2 separate regions of the Homo sapiens genome follow, and region 1 is linked to region 2. The links are chromatin contacts, found by Hi-C or POLR2A ChIA-PET in ENCODE. All regions are on one chromosome and are shown on one strand. Each heading gives the region's core, a stretch centred on a gene start or an enhancer-like site at or near the end of the contact. The rest is flanking DNA. Distances are from core to core; before and after follow the strand shown. Region 1 overlaps JMY (junction mediating and regulatory protein, p53 cofactor). Region 2 overlaps BHMT (betaine--homocysteine S-methyltransferase).

Evidence for each region. A loop is a pair of places that touch in the nucleus more often than their neighbours do. ChIA-PET counts read pairs that join two places held with the same protein, here RNA polymerase II (POLR2A). Pooled maps may share reads with other maps.
Region 1: a loop to region 2 is called in a map of PC-3, with 5 times the contacts of the local background. The contact joins two enhancer-like sites. A Hi-C loop is called at or near these places in 1 of 168 maps with a recorded cell type or tissue (PC-3) and 2 of 50 pooled maps. POLR2A ChIA-PET finds 5 or more read pairs at or near these places in 2 of 52 experiments (HCT116 and activated T-cell).

The regions. Positions count from the first base shown.
Region 1 is chr5:79,298,586-79,302,614 of GRCh38, reverse strand. JMY (junction mediating and regulatory protein, p53 cofactor) reads right to left here. Exons shown (of 11, transcript NM_152405.5): 5 at 2,297-2,462; 6 at 1,752-1,939. Among named protein-coding and RNA genes, the nearest start is that of JMY, 64 kb to the right of the region's middle. Within about 2 kb of position 1,315, at least 3 of the 41 ENCODE cell types and tissues checked have a DNase peak (open chromatin) inside an H3K27ac peak, as active enhancers do; they include HCT116 and PC-3, where a contact is called at or near this core.
Region 2 is chr5:79,131,354-79,135,338 of GRCh38, reverse strand. It overlaps BHMT (betaine--homocysteine S-methyltransferase), which reads right to left. Exons shown (of 8, transcript NM_001713.3): 8 at 3,051-3,985. Among named protein-coding and RNA genes, the nearest start is that of BHMT, 22 kb to the right of the region's middle. Within about 2 kb of position 1,543, at least 25 of the 41 ENCODE cell types and tissues checked have a DNase peak (open chromatin) inside an H3K27ac peak, as active enhancers do; they include HCT116 and PC-3, where a contact is called at or near this core.

The DNA.
Region 1 (4,029 bases), core at 66-2,565, 170 kb before region 2:
GACAAACCATGCTGTTTTCTGCTTCAGTGTCTTTGCTAAAAACTATTCTGTCCTGCTTGTAATTACCCCAACACCATCAATCTGGCCAATTTCTATTCAGATGTTAAAAGCCAGTACAAGTGTCATCTCTTCAGAGAAGCCTTTCCTCACTCCCTGCTCTTGCTGTTTTTGGCCGGCAGAACACTCATCTGTTCACCTGGTTTGCCTTCTCTAAAAGACTAGGAGGAGCAGGGACTATGCCTTGCTCATCTTTGTATCCTAAGTCTAACAATGTGCCTAGCATACTGGTGAATTAAAATGAAATCAGACTTTCAATTAAGTCTGAATTGCATAGCATTTTCAAAAACTTGCAGGTTTGCAAATTCCGAGTCTCAAAAGTACTGCACTATACACCTAAAAGTAATATATAAAATACTCCTAATATTCCTCAAAAATGTGCTCTTCTGAAATCTTATTTACTTTTCATTCTCCCCTAAAACTGTTCTATAAGACCTGCTGAAATCACTGCAATGTTTTTTTTTTTTTTTTTTTGAGACGGAGTTTCACTCTTGTTGTCCAGGCTGGAGTGCAATGGTGCCATCTTGGCTCACTGCAACCTCCACCTTCTGGGTTCAAGCGATTCTCCTGCCTCAGCCTCCCGAGTAGCTGGGATTACAGGCGCGTGCCACCATGCCTGGCTAATTTTTTGTATTTTTAGTAGAGACAGGGTTTCACCATGTTGGCTGGTCTCGAACTCCTGACCTCAGGTGATCCACCCACCTCAGCCTCCCAAAGTGCTGGGATTACAGGCATGAGCCACCGCGCCCAGCCTGCAATGTTTACCTGGTTGGTGCAGATTGGAACGTGAAATGAAGCTCACAACCAGGGCTGACACAGCAGTGGGTTTCAATTACCACTGTCACGGGGAAATAGCAAAGGCACATAATTATGTGAAAGCCAGGGCTCTGGATGGCAAGGTAACTGTTCTGTTGATGGACAACGTGATAGAAGGTCCTGGGTTCTTGACTTACTGTGGATACATGCCTGTCTGAGTTTCTTTAATGTGCAAGAGCTATCTATTTCAAAAAGCAAAGGTATTGATTTTCTGTGGAATGAGGAAGTGGTAGCCTTGGAATGTGGTGAAGAGCAGGAAGGTGGGTTCTCAGAGAACATGACATACTTTTATAATACTTGAGCTTAAAGCGAATCAGTACCACACAGTCATCAGTTTGGTCTAGGTTGGAGAGCTAGTTCCAGATTCCAACTCTACACTTACAGTGACTAGAAACAGCTCCACGATAGTTAACATCTGGACTAGAGTGCAAAACATTTTTTAAGACACAGGAAGAATCACATTTCCACAAAATGAGTCATTCCAAATATCAAGAATCAAACATTCTAAAATGTAATCAAAGTTAAATAAAGAAATAACAATCTATAAAATTCTTTAAGGTCAGAATCAGGGCTTGTAAAAAACATCGCTGGGCCTCCTTAAATAAAAAGGGAGCCAGGAATCACATTATCAGGGATCCTGTAGTCAAGGCCTTTAGCAGAGTCACCATTAGTGTTTCTAGAGGTAAAGAGAACATCACTATTGGCTGTTCCAATGTGTTTAAGAGGGCAATTCTCAGAGCACTATAAACGCATTGAGCACTGATAAGAGATAGTGCTTACTTAGTTTTAAAACATAAGCAAGTTTTAAAGACAAAACAGATGAGATTAGTAGATACGGATAAAAGACTAAATAATGAACAAAAGCAATATTTAAATACCTTTTTATTTCTGAGGTAGGATTTCTTGGCAGAAACCCGTCCACGTCTTGCTTCCAGCTGGCGTGCTTTCTGCTGAAGTTTCTGCAGCTCTTCTCTCTGTAAGTACGCAGATGCTGCCATCTCTTCCTTCTCCAGCATGGCCTCCATGCTTTCGTAAGTGTCATAGTATACCACTTCATCTCTTTTTTCTGTTACAGAACAGCAAAAAAGAGTAGTGGTAAAGAATATGGGCTAGGGTTTGGAAAGAACAAGGTTCTAATCTCATTACTGGCTCTGCAACCTCAGGCAAAGCCATTATCTCTTAAGCTTCTTTGTAAGTGGTGATTATTATTTAATACACCTCATAGAGTGAATGTATGCAAAGTGTTTAGCAGTATCTGGCAAACAGTAAGTGCTCAATAAATGCTAGAAATCACCCCCCCACACTCTATCCCTACAGAAAACAATTTTTTAAATGTCTTAACAAAAGAAACATACCTAGTCCATAAGTATTTTCTCATGTATTCAATCTTTGGTGAACTTATGTGGTTAAATGCACGCCATACCTGATATAAGTCTTTTGATGCTTTCTAGTTGCGCTGTCAATAGTAACTCTTCACACTTCAAGATTTCAAACTGTACTTCATACAACTGAAGTTGCAGATCATAATAATCAGCTTCTAACTGATCCAATCGTGCTATCGCTTCTGTACCACCCCGCAAACTCTGCATCTGCATTGAAAATACAAATTAAAAAATTTCTAGCTGGTGGGGACAAGAAAATTGAGTTAGTATTAAAAATTAATACTAATCAGATAGCATAAACCTATTAAGTAATTCCTCTCAGAAAGAAACTTGTAGGCATGGAATCTAGACTTTAAAAATATATATATATATATGTATAAAACAGTAATAATCAAGTCATATTATATGGTGGAAGTAGGCAAACATGGTAAAAATAAGGTTTTAATGTTTATGTTATACTTATGCATATTTATGGTAATAATATATGTATCATCTGGATATAAATGCTTTCCCTCTCAAAAGTGGATGCTAAGTTATGTAGTTGTTCTTTTCACAGAGATATATGAAAATGACGGGGCTATTCTCAGATATTTACAAGAATGGTAAAAGCTGGTTAATGCCACATATCTGGGGTTTTGCTTTGCTCCATGGTCACAGACTGGCTAGGTTCTGGGATCTGCTGACTATAGAGTGAGGTGAGAATATGTGACTGGAACAGCAGAAGACAATTGCTTTAGATGGAAATCCTTGCAATCCGTAAGGTGTCACTTTAGGTAAATGTAATCAACGTCCTAGGCTGAACTTAAAGTGAGATCCAGAAATTTCTGGGCATGGCTCATAAAGTGAAGGATGGTCTTCTGTGAGGTTTGCTTGGTTGGTCAGTTCTCGGTGCTGGAGTGGGAAAATTTTTGCCAGGAATGAAGGAAACCACCAAGGGGAAAGTGTACTTTAGATAACTGGTTCCTAACCCTACTATTTCTATGGCTTTCTATTTGGCTGTACGGAAAAAGGCAGATAAAAGAAGCCAAAGGAATGGCTTTTCAAGAGTCAGTGAGATGTGAAGGACAAGCATAGTTCTCTAGAGTGAGACAGTAAGCATTCTTCCAAGAACATAGCACCACTGCTTTGGTAGTTTAAAGGTTCATGCTTAGCAGCTCCAGGAAAGCCCCGATACGGGCATCAGTGTGCCCTCAGAGCCAAAGGAGCAATAGTGAGGAGCCCTGGATTCAAGTGGCTTCCCAAGGAGTGACCTTCAAAGGAGGAGACGAGAGGAACAAAAGGGAAAATTATTAAGAGTATTGTTTACGAGCTCATGTGAGACATCACTGGGGTCCCAGAATACCAAAGAAATACTTGACTGGCTGTACAGGGACAACCTACAGGGAAAAAGACAGTGAATTCTTATTTTCCTAAATGATCCCTTTTGTCTGGCGAGGTTGGTAAAACCTGTCAGCACATAAAAAGAATACGTTTTAAAGAAAATTCCAGCTTTTGCTTTACAGTCTATATATCTACACAGTCTTACCCAATAATTAGAATATTTTTCCTTAAAATATAATTTCAAATCCCTTTCACAAGAATTTTGAACTGAAAAGCAATGGTTAGGCTCCAGTCTAAACGTGCAGTTGTAAAAATTTAAAAATAACCAGGTGAATTAAATACAGTGGTACTTTGTTTTATGAATATTTTATAAACGGATACTTAATAGATTATCTAAGTGTAAGACTGTGAGTGATCCCGCTGTGTTAGGAAATATTTTATGGGTGACAAACAA
Region 2 (3,985 bases), core at 294-2,793:
ACTGGAATAATTTCTGAAGGGTACATTAACAGTTTGCATGCAAGTGATGACTGCTAAAGATAGTTCAGGCATTTAGAGAAATATCTTTTTATTAAAAATAAGTGAAATGTTTCCCTTAATACATTTCATGTAAGTATTTACATAGGAAACTTTCATAAATTTATTTATTTTTATTTTTATTTATTTATTTTTTTGAGATGGAGTTTCACTCTTGTTGCCCAAGCTAGAGTGCAGTGGTGCGATCTCGGCTCACTGCAACCTCCGCCTCCCAAGTTCAAGTGATTCTCCTGCCTCAGCCTCCCAAGTAGCTGGGATTACAGGCGCCTGCCACTACGCCCAGCTAAGTTTTGCGTTTTTAGTAGAGATGGGGTTTCACCATGTTGGCAGGCTAGTCTTGAACTCCTGACCTCAAGTGATCTGCCTGCCTTGGCCTCCCAAACTGCTGGGATTATAGGCGTGAGCCACCGTGCCCAGCCTGGAAGCTTTAATAAATTTAAATGTAAACATCTAACCATCTAACCACAAGTTAAAATGATCATGCGTTTGATTTCATGGCATATAAATTAACCTGTTTTTACTGTTTTGCTGTACATGACTTGTTTGGTATTATTCCTGTAACTCACAGCAGCATAAATGATGACATCTGTCTCTCTCATTTTCCATCATCTTAATTTTTCATCTATCCAATGCCAACAGAATGCCTCCAGCTGCTTGAAAACCGGAAGCATTTTCTGGCCATTCCTTTCTCTCACCACACTCCCACCAATTTTACCAAAGGATCCTACCCTTCCTGTTACCATTTTTGAGAATTCTTTGCATTTGCCTGCCTTTCATCATTTTCTGTTCAAACACTAAATATTCCTTCCTGAAGATGTTTAGAAATATTATACCTTGCTATCTCTAATTCTGTCGTTTAACATCCCACCAGGCATACTATTTCTGAAGCCGTTCATAAGTCCTATTTTTCTCTCTTGAAATTGACTTCTTCCTCCTTTGTTATCTAAGAGCCAGGGTCCTTGACCTGGCAGGTAACACGTGGGAGGTTCCAGACTGACTGAGTGGATGTTATTGACTATCAAGGAGGCTATTTGGGAGAACAGTCTATAAAGCCCTCAAGCCCTTCAGTGTGCTGAAGGCTGGAAAAAAAAAAACGTTTCTGGGGAAAATGGGGATCTAGTTGGAGATGCATAAAGCCTGCCTGCCTGCCTGCTCTCCTGCAGTCCCTCCCCGCCCTCCTTCCTCCCTCCCTGCCTCTCTCCTCCCTCCCTCCCTCTCTCCTTTCTTTCCTTCCCTCCCGTTCTCCCTCCCTTTTTCCCTCCCTTTCTCCCTTCCTTCCTCTTTTTTAATTCCTGACTCAAACTTGTTAAAGGCTTTTCTTGATGGGTGCGTTGTCCTGGATGTGATTCAAAGATCCACATGTCTTAAGAAAAAACTGACCAAAACTGTTAGAGCTTAGCCTGATGAAATAACTTAAGTTCAAACAAAATAAGGTTACTCATGCATTTCCTGCTGGCGACCTGCTGCCCCCATCTGGAGAAGTTGGGAACGGATGTTCTTGATTCATTCCTGCGCAGTTCTTGTTTCCTTTAGGGGTCTGCGTTGGCTTGGCTGTCTTATCCAAAGGTGGTTTGCTACAGTGTGTAGAAGTGTCAGAGTACAAACTGCAAACAGTTTATTTAGTGAGTTCATGTTTACTCTGAGTAACGCCAAAGACCTTTATTTTATTCCTGGCTGGAGGATGACTCCTTAGTTTTGTGGACCATCTGTTCTGGTACTGCCCCCCAGCTTCCCCAACCCTTCCTACAAAAGGCTAAGCTAAAGCCGTCTTTCTTGACAGCCTTGGAATAGTGAGAAGTGCTTCCTGACTTTGCATCCTGCCTTGGTAATCTTATCCTTAAAAGGATAGTTTGGACTTTTGATCTCTAAGGTCCCTCTGGTTCGGAGTCCATAAAAAATATTTACCAGTGAGAAATGTCTATTTAACATAAATCAACTCTTAGGTATTAAATGAGCTTTCTCTCTTAATGAACAAGATTTCTGGAAATAAAATGCACATGTTTGGAGGAGGGACTGAAATTTTAAAAACAATTTCAAAATATGAACTATACCACTAGGAGGCAGTGTTGACATATAATTTAATTCAAGAATGTCTTTACCATAGCTCCTTTTCAGAAAAATATTTTAAAAAACGATGGATATAAAAATGATTAAAGGTTATAATATTTTGGTGGCAACAAAACTCTGAAAAGAATATTAAAGGAACATGCATTTTACACAGTAATAGAACAGCAAGTCCAATAAAATGTCATCTGTGAGTGAAAGCTTTAAATACTGAGCTTGGTTTGAGAATATAAGAGAAATGATAGATAACAACTTTGCCAAAAAAAAAAACAAAAAACAAAAAACAAGTGGAGTTCACTCTTGTTTCCACTAGCCATATGCAGCCTCTGAAAGTTGTGCTGCTTTGGCTCTGTTTCTGTGCATTGAGGGATTAGGGGTGGATTATTAACTCTTAGTAACAAAATTCTAGCAATTTCTTTGCCTTTCCATTTATTTATTTATTTGACAGAGTCTCACTCTGTCTCCCAGGCTGGAGTGCAGTGGTGCAATCTCAGCTCACTGCAGCCTCTGCCTCCCAGGTTCAAGTGATTCTCATGCCTCAGCCTCCCGAATAGCTGGGACTACAGGTGTGTGCCACCACACCTGGCTAATTTTTGTATTTTTAGTAGAGACAGGGTTTCACCATGTTGGCCAAACTGGTCTTGAACTCCTATCCTCAAGTAATCCGTCCACCTCCCAAAGTGCTGGGATTACAGGCGTAAGCCACCACACCTGGCCTATTTTTGTTTTCTAGAATTCCCTGACTGGCTCTCCAGAAAGAGCCAGTAGGGCCTCTTTTCCTTTTAAATACTGCCACCTGCTCCTTTAAAATTCCAGCATACTTGTGAAGTAGGTTTTTCTTTTAAATAGGTGAAGAAATTGAGGTATAGAGGTTTCATGTAAGACTTAGCAAATTGTAGAACCAGGATAAGAATAAAATACAAGCAATATAGTCTCATTGCTCTTCTTTTTAATAGCTGAAAAGAATTACAATTTCAAAACAGCTCAAACAATTCAATAATGTTTAGAAAGCTGCATGACCTCTTTTCTAATACACTGAGGGTAGTCATGTTTCTTCTAATAGTCTTGTATCTTCAGGCTTGAGCTTTTGTAGGAGAGTAGATATTAAATTATCAGAGAAAAATATCATAGTTCTCAATCTAGGAAACCAGGCTAGAGTTTGGAGAATCTCTACTTTTTTCTTATTATATTTTTTAAAAGCTACCAACTAATACAAGCTCACTCTGCTCAGCCTTATGGCCCAGAGGCACTAGGTGGATCCAGTGTTGACTAGGATGGAGAGGGCTGAAATATCCATCTCTCCTCCCCTCCTCCCCATTGGTCTATGTCTTTTACTGGTAGAAAAGTGGGTCACGAAACAGAAGAACTCTGAGAGCAGGACTCTGGGTATTGGATATTTATTGATCAGGTCTCATATGACTGACCTACTTATAAGAATAAACTTAAACAGGATGGTCTCCTTAAGTGTCTTGTAGCAATATTTTTCAAACTGTGGATCCAAACCCAGTAGTGGGTCATAAAAATCCATTTGAAAAGTCTCAACTAGCATGTTTTATAAATGAAATAGAATGAAAAGGAATGGAACAGAAAATACTAGGATGGATCACACATTTAATTTCGACAGTAAGATGTGATGTGTTTTGCTGGGTCATTATATAAATTGTGTTTGTTACTAAGGGTCATGTTCAAAAGAACTTGGAAGCCCCTTTCCATAGCGCTTTATCTGTCCCTGGCTGGTTGCTGAGTCCTTTATGACAGTTCATGTCTCATCCTCTTTGCTAGCCTACCAACTTCTTCAAGTGGCATTAACATCTGAATTACTTTTCCTGTGCAGCAGTGATTTCCATAATACTTTTCACAGGGT